Regions from separate parts of the Homo sapiens genome. Here region 2 is linked to region 1. Evidence: read pairs that join two places in POLR2A ChIA-PET (ENCODE). Cell type or tissue: Panc1. All regions are shown on one strand. Each heading gives the region's core, and the rest is flanking DNA. Links, peaks and the distances in the headings are about the cores only.

Region 1 (5,377 bases), core at 185-5,184:
CTCACACAGTTCCCATCTTCTAGGAAACACCCTTCCCCGCTTCCCACTTGGCCAACATGTAGCATTCTCAAGGGCCAGCTAATGTCCACAAAATTCATCTTGTGATCAGTGTTGGGAAAGACCTTAAATATCATCTGGTTCTAGGAGCTACTCCTTTCTAAAATTGAATTTCTTCTATAATTTCTAGGCAGAGTTGAAATACCATTGGTGACTGGGGGCTCAATCTCCTGAAGACAACCCATTTTATCTTCATATAGCTTTATTTTTATTAATGATAATTACTACTATTTGTTGCAATTCAACTTATAGTAGTTGACAAATGTTACATGAATGTAATTCTCACAACAACCTTACGAAGGAAGTATCTCTATTGTCTTCTCATCTCATTTTACAGAAGAGAAGATCAAGTCTGAGGGAGGCTCAAGGACCTGCCCACGGTCACAGAGCAGGAAGCGGCAGAGCCTGGAGGTCTAACTCCAAAGGCTGTGTGCCCTTTGCCGCTGCACTGCGACCTCCAGGTCTTCCTGGTGTGCAGAAATTCTTCACTGTCACAGGCGCACTCAAGATAGAGTTGTGCACAATTGTCAAATGACCTCTTAGAATTCTCAGTGCTTAGAGTCTGTCCTGCACACAACATAGCATGTAATGACCTAGACTTGCAATCTTTCATGGATCATTGTTTCAAGAATTTAGTTTCACTCTCCACCAAAACTGTAAGTTCCTGGAAGGTGGGACCATGCTCTATGCTCATTTTGTGTATTTAATTTTTGTGTGCTTAATTTTCAAGACTTTTTACATCCATTTCAGAACCTATTAGGTGGGTAATTGCGGTTTTTGCCATTTAAAATAACAGTGAAAACTGTAATTGTGTTTGCACCAACCTAATAGAATAGACAGCACTGAGCACATGCCAAGGGCTGATTGATTGAACAGTGCTGGGGAGAAGAGCAGACAAAGAGGCAGGAGCCCTGGATTCTCGTTCCAGCTCTGCCACTACCAGAACAGTCCTCTCCACTTGCCTCAGTTTCCCCATATGAACTGGATGATATGTGCCACAACCATCTTTTGATTGGTGCTCTCCCAGGCTACAGGGCTGGTGGCAAGGCCAGGAAGAACTAGCCCATTACTCAGACTGAATCATGCCCTCATGCACTCACCCAGGAAGCAGTGATGATACCCTAGAACACATAGCTGGAACAGGGAGCAGGACATCACCCACAGGACATAGACTAACTTCTGCTGGCACTCCTGGTCTATTCATCCCTTATGTTCTTAGGCCAGCAAAAAGCAGAAATCCTGCACAATTCACAGTCGTTCAGTCTCTCACTCCTTAGGAAGTTTCTCAATGTTTAGCGAAAGGTTTTTATACAACGTCAATGAGGCCGGGTGTGGTGGCTCACGCCTGTAATCCCAGCACTTTGGGAGGCCAAGGCGGGTGGATCATGAGATCGTGAGATCGAGACCATCCTGGCTAACATGGTGAAACCCCATCTCTACTAAAAATACAAAAAATTAGCTGGGCGTGGTGGTGGGCGCCTGTGGTCCCAGCTACTTGGGAGACTGAGGCAGGAGAATGGCATGAACCCGGGAGGCGGAGCTTGCAGTGAGCCGAGATTGCGCCACTGCACTCCAGTCTGGGAGCTGGGAGATAGAACGAGACTCTGTCTCAAAAAAAAAAAAAAAAAAAAAAAAAAAAAACACCAATGTCAATGAGAAACAACAGAATCTGTAGAAATTTCCTTGGGAAATCCCTTACTGGCTAACTCACCAAGGAAGTAAGGAAGCTGGTGTATGTTCAGCCTTCACCACTGCATTGGGCAATTTTTCATTCATTTGTTCATTTATTTCACAATATATTTTTTTTGGGCCCATCATGGACTAGACACTGTGCAGTGTGGTGTAGATACAATGATGAACAAGACAGGACACAGTTTCTGTCTCAGGGGGCTTACAGTCTTGCTGGAGAGGGAGCTTTAAGCAAATAATTACACAAAGCTTGATTAAAATCAGGTAAGTGCCACAAAGAAAACGTGCATAGAGCGCCAACAGGGAGGCCTGACTTGAGGGTGGGTTTGGGTCGGGGAGGGTTTCTGGGCGGAAGCAGCATTTACCCTAGGACCTGGCACATCCAGGAAAGAGAACGTGGTGAGGTCTGGGGGGTGCTCTGATTTCCAGCACACTGTGGGAGACAGGAATCAGATTCCTCATCTCAGCTCCGACTCCCAGTGGCTGTGAAACTGTGTAAGTTCACCTCTTCTCTCTGGGCCTCAGCTTTGGTTTGGTTTTGTATTTTCATTGCTGTTGTTATTGATTTTCCCCATCTGTAAAATGAAGATGTTACTTTAAGCAAATGTCGTGATGCTCAGATAAAAGCCGTGGTTAAGTTGTCACCTTGAAGACTGAACAAATTAATAAAAGGGATCCTTATCACGGACTCTTCCCCTTCATATCCACCGCATCTGTGAAAGGGAGAGTGTCTGAGGGAGAATTTCATTTGACGTTTAGAAAAATGAGAGTGAAATGGGTTTTCCTTATATGGATTCTCCACTTTATAAGCCATATACCCAGATTATATACAGACACATGCAGGGGGCTGCAGAGGGACTGGAAAACCTGGTCCCAGGTGGCCTGTGGACGGGAAAGCCAGCAGACGTGTGAGGGGAGAAAAGAGCTTATTAAACAAACCTCACTGGCAGCCCTTCTCCTCATCTCTTTTCCAGATGAGCCTGAAAATGCTCCGCCAAGAATTCTAATGAGAAACAGATTTCCTCTGGCTCAGCCTGTCCTTCACCTGCAGACTTCTAAGCAGAGATACTGCTGTCCACTCCTGCCGAGAGTCCAAGGGGGGTTTGTTTTAAATTCTCTTCTGCAGCAATTGGAGCTTTGAACGTTTGAGAACACATTTCAGATTTCTCTTCTTTTATACTTTAGCCAAAAAGCACGGGGTCAAAATATGAAAGGAAGCAAACACAGTCATTTGGTGGAGGGTTGGGGCTAATCACCCCGAAGTCCTGGTCGTTCATCAGCAAGCCCTTAAGTTGAAAGTGCAGGGATCCCAGTTTGCACGGAGAAATGTTTGTTCTGTCGTGTGAATGTTCCTGTTTGTGGTCCCACCCACAGACTCCAGCGTGGGTCAATGACTCTATTGTGAAGCAAAGAAAGCCAAAGCAAGACCTTAGCCAGAAAGATGTGAAAGTGGGTTTTGTCCCTTTAACCTGAAACAGACGTTATGAAAGAGATTAGTCAACCTCTACTATGTGGGCTCAGGAAATGTCCTGAATTTTCATAGCTTTGGAGAGTTCTAAGACAAACATGGTCTCTGCTTTTGCCCTCGCGGTCAGAACCCCAAGCCTGCCTGGCCCCCTGCAGCCCTGCCATTGTCTCTCACAGCCCCGTCTCTGTCTGTCTTGTTTGCTCTGCTTCCCACAGGCTTTGCCTGCTCAGTCCACAGGGTGGAGGGAGGGTGGGGGCATTTCTTCCAGCAACCCAGCGCAGACCCTCGACTCCCCCTGGGTTTACACATCATTGTGGAAAGAGCGTTCTTTTCATTTCCTATGTCATCCTGTCTCAAAAAAAAATCCTTATTTCTTAAAAGCGTCCCTTCCTATGAGCAATCAGGATGGAGGTTTGCTAAAACATACTTTGGCTTGTGGCTGGGCATGGTGGCTCACACCTATAATCCCAGCACTTTGGGAGGCCGAGGTGGGCAGATCACCTGAGGTCAGGAGTTCAAGACCAGCCTGGTCAACATGATGAAACCCCGTCTGTACTAACAATACAAAAATTAACTGGGCATGGTGGCTCAGGCCTGTAATCCTAGCTACTAGGAAGGATGAGGCAGGAGAATCGCTTGAACCCAGGAGGTGAAGGTTGCAATGAGTCGAGATTGTGCCACTGTACTCCAGCCTGGGCAACAGAGTGAGACTGTCTCAAAAAAAAAAAAAAAAAAAAAATATATATATATATATATATATACACACACACACACATGTATATACATACGTAAATACATTGTGTGTGTGTGTGTGTGTGTGTGTAAATATATATATAAAATATTGGCTTGTATCTGTCTGTGTGGTGGGAAAGGAGAGATCTTGACCTCCCTTGACTCTGCCATCCCAACTTCTGCTCCCCCAGTACCAGACTCCCTTTCATGAGAGTGATTTGCTCTTTGAACCAAGTTTCATCAACAGTCAAGTTTGCCAAGACAAACTCTTTACCTGGAAGGAACTCCCCTGAAAGCCTAGTGTTCAGAGCATGTGTCGTCTGGCAAATGAATGCTCAAAGGCTAAAAACTAACTGGAAAACGACTTCTATTAACAAGTTTGTCAGCCTAAATAACAGACTCTGAGAGGAAATTCAGGAACAGGTATTGCAATGGAATACTCTTGCCATAGTAAACTGTGCGACATTCACAGAGGTAAAGGAAGACAAAGGTTTTTAAAGGAAAAATGAGGAGGATGACATAATTGTTTTGAGATAATTATCCTTGCCTGCAAAGATCAATAACAAAGGTGGTGTCATTCTGAGGTTGGACAGGCAGTTGCTGGGCAGTTGTCCTCACAGAAGTGTTTATGTGTAAGGTTGTGATGGTCTTTGGGCGAGGTTGTGATTTTTGCAGTCTTTTGTGATCTTGTTATCAGGCATTTGTGCATAAGAACCCTTCTTCATGGCCTTCCTGGTTGTATTTGTCAGGATTTTTAACACAAGTGACTCCACTTTGATTCTGACAACTTTCACAAGTTACTTAGAAAAAAAAGCTGGAAGCAAAACTGGATTTTTCATGTGCTCAAAAATATGGAATCCAGAAGCTGGGCGCAGTGGTTTATGCCGGTAATCCCAGCTACTCGGGAGGCTGAGGCAGGAGGATTCCAGTAGCCCAGGAGTTCAAGACTAGCCTGGGCAACATAGAGAGACCCCCCCTCATCTCAAAAAGAAAAAACTGGAATCCAAACATCACATCAAAAATAAAAATGCTTAACAAAAGAAAGGATATAAGGAAATATTCCAAAATGTACTAAGGCTGGGAGGTGTAATGGGATGAGAATGAGCTTTGGGGTCAGGCCACCTGCTTCCCTGGGAGCTCTGAGCAAACCGTTGTATGTCATTAAGCCTCAGTGTCTTCATCTGAAAACAGAAATAAGGCTTCTCCCCATGAGAGTTCTTGCAAGGATTAAATACGGTGATGTATATCAAGTTCTAACGTGGTCTAGTCATGCGAAACTTGCATTAGCTTTATGTTGGACTACTGTTCTGCAGCTTCTAAATTTTCAAGATGTGGATTTTAACTTTATAAAGGGAAACACTAAGCTTAAAATAATTACAACAACAATATGGTTCATGTTATAGGGACATTTCATGCAAGGAAATATTACCC
Region 2 (5,377 bases), core at 63-5,062, 59 kb before region 1:
CCTTCAACATTGGCCCTACCTTTGTCCCAGTAAACACATACAGCCCAGACCATTCATTTTTTCATTTTATTAATAAGGCACTCATCAAATATTTGAGTGATTACTAAGTGCCAGACCCTGTTGCAGAATACTACAATTGCTGTAGAAATACAGCAATGCAATAAACAAAATGAATTATCTGCCCTCAGAAAGCTTAGATTCTCTATAGGTTGGGGGAAGTAGGACAGAAGTATGTAAACAAACAAATGCACGGTACATCAGATGATAAGGGCTAGAGGAGATAAAGCAGCAGAGGAGAATGATTGGTAGAGGTTTCTGGTATTCACCCATGTTCAGTTGTTCCCTCCCTCCAGACTGTGACATAGGAGGTTCACCCTTCCCTACACCCCTCACCCCTTGCAGTTAGATGGAGACATGTGGTTAGTTCTTCCAGTGGTTTGTGTCCTTCGTTGGTGCAAAATATTCCAGCATTCACTTTCCTTGCAGCAACCAAGGAGACCGTGTGTTCCAGTGCCAGTAGCTACAAGATGGCAGAGCCTCCTTCAGCCCGGATGGCAGAGTTGCTGCTTGGAGGATAGTGGTGCTGGCAAGTTGGTCAGCGTGTAGCAGAACTTGGGAGAGGGACGATAACAACCTGAGTGGAGGCAGTGTGTACTAGGCTGCCTAGAGAAATACCTGAGACTAGGTAATTTATAAGAAAAGGGGTTTAATTGGTTCATGGTTCTGCAGGCTGTACAGGAGGCACAGCAGCATATGTTTCTAGGGGGGCCTCAGGAAGCTTCTAAGCATGGCAGAAGGCAAAGAGGGAGCAGGCCCACCACACGGCGAGAATGGAAGCAAGAAAGAGAGCATGGTGTGGCGGGGAGGTGCCACACACTTTTAAGTGACCAGATCTTGTGAGGACTCACTCAATTATCACAAGGACAGTACCAAGAGGATGGTGCTAAACCATCCCCACGATACAATCACCTCCCATCAGGTCCCACCTCCAATACTGGAAATCACATTTCAACATGAGATGTAGGTGGGGACAAATATTCAGACTATATTACAGTGGCAGTGAGGATAGAGGGGGAGGGGGCCAGGATCGAAAACTGTTTAGGAAGTAGGACTTAATAGCAGAATAACCCAGGGGTTAAGGATGAGACAGGAGGCTGGGATGAGTCCCTGGATGGGTGCCTGGGTGACCTAGAGAACACGGAAGATGAGGCTGCAAGGCTGGAGGAGAGATGATGAATTCGGCATGGGCATGTGAAATTTGAAGAGTGTGTTGGAACCATCTCATAGGTGTTTGGATCTATGAGTCAGGCACCCAGAAAAGTGGTCTGTGTTGTTTATATAAACTGGGGAGTCCATGAGAGGCAGATGATATTGGAAGCCATGGTAGTTGCTGAGATGACCCAGGAAGAGGGGCAGAAGCAGAAGGAAGAGAGCAGAGAGCCTCCCAGCATTAAAAGGGGCAGGTAAAGATGTCCTCAAGGAAGACTGAGAAGGAGTAGCTAGGGTGTTATGAGAAGAGCAGGAAAGAATATGGTATAAGACAGGCTTCTCTGAGTTCAACATATACAACATATACAAATTGCCTGGGGGTTTGTGAAAATGCAGATTCTGGCTCAACTGGTCTGGGACAGAGCACAAGATTCTGCACTTCCATAAGGCTCCCAGGTGATGTCGATGCTACTGGTCTGCAGATCACACTTTGAGTAGCAAAGATGTAGGAGAAATCATGGGAGAGACTTTTCAGGAGAATAAAGTAGTTGGCTATGAGCTTTTCCTCTGCAATTCTTGCCTGTCTAAGGTAGGAGCAGAGAATGAGGAGTACTGAGTCATTTGGGATTGAGAAATGCCAAGGCAGAAAGACCCTGCTCTTAGTGACCAGGATTACTTGGGCCAGGTGATGCCATGAGACTGAGCTGCATTCTTGGATTTTGAAGCACATGCTTGCTTCTCTCAGCCTTTGGTAGAAGGTGCATGTCTCCTGGGACCCTCAGGCAGAGCAGGTGTGTCCCCTCCACCAAGTAAGTAGGGCCAGGGCTGTCTGAGCCTGCCTCTGATAAATAAACCTGGATGGGCTCTCTAGACTCTGCTTATCCTGTTGATGAGTCTGCACTAATGTTTTAAGCTGCCTTCTGCATGATGTCCTGCAGACACCTGACTCATGGGCTTCCTTGGCTGTTGCACACCTCAGCTAGAGGTACCTTTGGAAGGCAACAGTGTGAATTCCTCTTCCACGACAACCCCGCTTCTGAGAAAGACCCAGGATGCCAGGCTGGAGAGGGAGTTCTCCACTCTGACCTTCTCTGGCTCCCTCCAAGGGCACATACCTCAATGAGACACTTGAAGTGCTCCACAATTTGACCCTTATTCTTAACTCCTACATCTTCTTTAGGCCCCTTTTCCATTCTCCTGGCTGTCTTCTCCAGCCCCAACAACCTACATCCCCTTCCTAGAAGACACCTTGAAATCTTGTGCCTTCTTTCTCCACTCTCATGTCTGCCAACATTTCAGGGTCCAGCTCAAATTCTACCTCCTCAGGAAGCCTTCCCAGATTTCCCTGTCAGAATGAATCTTTCCTAGCAACAGGACCCACCATTTGCGTTTCTGTTTTAGCATTTCCCACAAGCTGCTTTTGTTCATTGGCCGGTTATACACATTTTTTTGCCAAACAGTTTATGAGCTTCTGGGAGTTGAAGACCGTGCCATATTCATCTCTGTGTTTGGGGATGCTGCATATGGTTGTTTAGGTTGGACACTGCACAAGAGCACCCAGCTGAGGGCGAGTTGGTGGGAGCTGATGTAACCTGACCACTGCTCCCTGGCGAGGGTCTGGGTTGGCCCAGAGAAAGAGGTGACTTTTTCTATTTCACACAAAGGTGCTGTACAGGGTAGAAGAAGCCTGGTCTGTATCCCTCTCAGCCCCTGATTGTTTTGCTTTGTAGGTGACAGGGGCTTCACGAATGTTGTTGGAGTTGATGCTTTCCTGAGCTGAACAGAGAATAGAAACACTTTTATTCCATTGACAATCAGAAGCCCTCTCACTCCCTCTCCTACTTCTGTCGCTATGGGCCCTCAAGCGATCTACTTTGTTATTCTGGAGAGGCTGTACTTCTCTGAAAGATTTTTTAAAAAGCTGTCAAGATCCTGACACTTATCTGGAAAGATCTCAGCGCCTCCCTCCCAGACAGCCTCTCTCTGTCCTCAGGCGGGGTCTCATAGCTGGGCCCCATCTCTGGGTGGCTGATGGAAGACTCTTTATTACCAGAATCATGTGAGGACTGTGTCTAGCTGAGTAGATAATTGTGCATATTTCGCCACCCAAAGTGAAACTGTCCATTTTCTTATTTCCACACAGTCTGGCCCTGGGTGTTGCCACAGCTCCCCACCCTTTGCCCAGCTCACATGGGGGAATCTTGTTAATAAGAAATTTCCTTTGGGGGTGTCCTGAGGCCACTTGGACCCCATGTCCAAAAGTCATTACAGGGAGAGAGAGAGAGAGACACGGCTGCTTAGGTGGCTGGTGCTTGAGGATAGGAGAGTGATATGGTTTGGCTCTGGGTCCCCACACAAATCTCACCTTGAATTACAATAATCCCCAGGTTTTGTGGGAGGGACATGGTGGGAGGTGATTGAATCATGGGGTGGGTTTTTTTTTCTGTGCTGTTCTCATGATAGCGAATAAGTCTCACGAGATCTGATGGTTTTATAAAGGAGAGTTACCCCACACGTGCCCTCTTGCCTGCTGCCATGAAAGACGTTGACTTTTCTCCTCCTTTGCCTTCCACCATGATTGTGAGGACTCTCTAGCCATGTGGAACTGTGAGTCCATTAAACCTCTTTCCTTTATAAGTTACCCAATCTTGGGTATGTCATTATTAGCAGAGTGACAACAGACTTAATACAGAGAGAAGGAAGGAAGGTAGGGGAGACAATGGAGGCAAGCTGGCCTTTCTGCCTGAGGCCTGATTGCCTCTGAGGCTGTGAGGCACCTGGGAGAGCTATTCCCAAAAGCCCATTTATCAGAGGTCCCCAGGTGGGGCTTGGCCTTCCAGCCTCCTGCCCTTCAGACTTTATCTTTGCTGCCTCCTCAGACACTTCCCGGGCTCCTCATCTCTCCATGTCCTGGCTGGTCACCTTGAAACTCTCTGCTCTCCTGGTTCCCACAACACTGCACACTCCGAGGTCCTCTGCATCCATTCCTGCCCAGGTCTCCATGTCTCCTGTCCCACTGCCCACCCACTGAATGTTGGGGGACCTCTGCTCTCACACTGCAGGCTTCTCTGGCTGGCCAGCGGTGTGGTGTGTGGCCTCAGAGCTCTTCTATGCCTTGACCAATATGTAAGTGCACACATGTAAAATTAGTTTTAAAATAAAAATGGTATCCTATATGCAATGGCTGTGGTTTTTTGTTGTTGTGTTGTTTTTTTTTTTTTGTCTTGCTCTGTTGCCCAGGCTGGAGTGCAATGGTGTGATCTTGGCTCACTGCAACCTCCACCTCCCAGGTTCAAGCGATTCTCATGCCTCAGCCTCCTGAGTAGCTGGAATTACAGGCGTATGCCACCATGCCCAGCTAATTTTCATATTTTTATTAGAGAGGGGGTTTCGCCATGTCGGCCAGGCTGGTCTTGAGCTCCTGGCCTCGAATTATCTGCCTGCCTCAGCCTCCTGAAGTGCGGAGATTACAGGCATGAGCCACGCACCTGGCCCACTATATGTTTTAAAACAATGAAGTAGCCATAGCATAGCTAGACTAGCATAGACTAGGATACAATAGAATACTATAGCGTAGACTAGGATAGAATAGCATAGCATAGCATAGCATAGACTAGGATAGAATACAATAGCATAGACTAGGATAGAACACAATAGCATAGACTGGACTGGGATAGAATAGAATAGCATAGGCTGGACTGGGATAGAATAGAATAGCATAGGCTGGACTGGGATAGAATAGAATAGCATAGGCTGGACTGGGATAGAATAGAATAGAAGAGTAGAGTAGAATAGAGTACAGAACATTGCAAAAGGTGAAAAGTGAAACTACTGTTTCATGAAACTTATTTCAGTTAGACTTTTTTGTGTGTCCACGGTCATAATTTAAATGAATGTATTACTATGGGGCATGATGAAAAAAGTGGAGAACAGCCATTGTGAGTCTACACTATGCAGCTAGAGTGATTTTAATTTGTAAATCTGAGTATGTCCCCCACCTAATGCCTGTCAGTGGTTCCCTAGCTTGGTCACTCATTACTTAGGAAATATCTAGTGAGAGCCTATTGTGTGCTAGTCACTGTTCTAGGTGCCGGGGATAGAGCGGTAAACAAGGCAGACAAAAATACCAGCCCTGGTTAAGTTTATATTCTAGTTGGGTGAATATAAA

What was found. ChIA-PET counts read pairs that join two places held together with the same protein. Peaks named below come from ENCODE experiments on the same cell type or tissue, not always from the same donor. Only the 100,000 strongest peaks of a DNase experiment are listed, where the experiment ranks them.
Region 2: POLR2A ChIA-PET joins it to region 1 with 7 read pairs; 6 of 35 experiments call an interaction of 5 or more read pairs at or near these places.

The regions. Positions count from the first base shown.
Region 1 is chr15:62,884,609-62,889,985 of GRCh38, reverse strand. No RefSeq gene overlaps it. Among named protein-coding and RNA genes, the nearest start is that of MIR190A, 63 kb to the right of the region's middle. In Panc1, for the core only: no CTCF peak of the experiment used is centred there; no DNase peak of the experiment used is centred there; H3K4me3 peaks cover 834 bases; H3K27ac peaks cover 4,108 bases.
Region 2 is chr15:62,943,907-62,949,283 of GRCh38, reverse strand. No RefSeq gene overlaps it. Among named protein-coding and RNA genes, the nearest start is that of TPM1, 96 kb to the left of the region's middle. In Panc1, for the core only: no CTCF peak of the experiment used is centred there; no DNase peak of the experiment used is centred there; H3K27ac peaks cover 463 bases.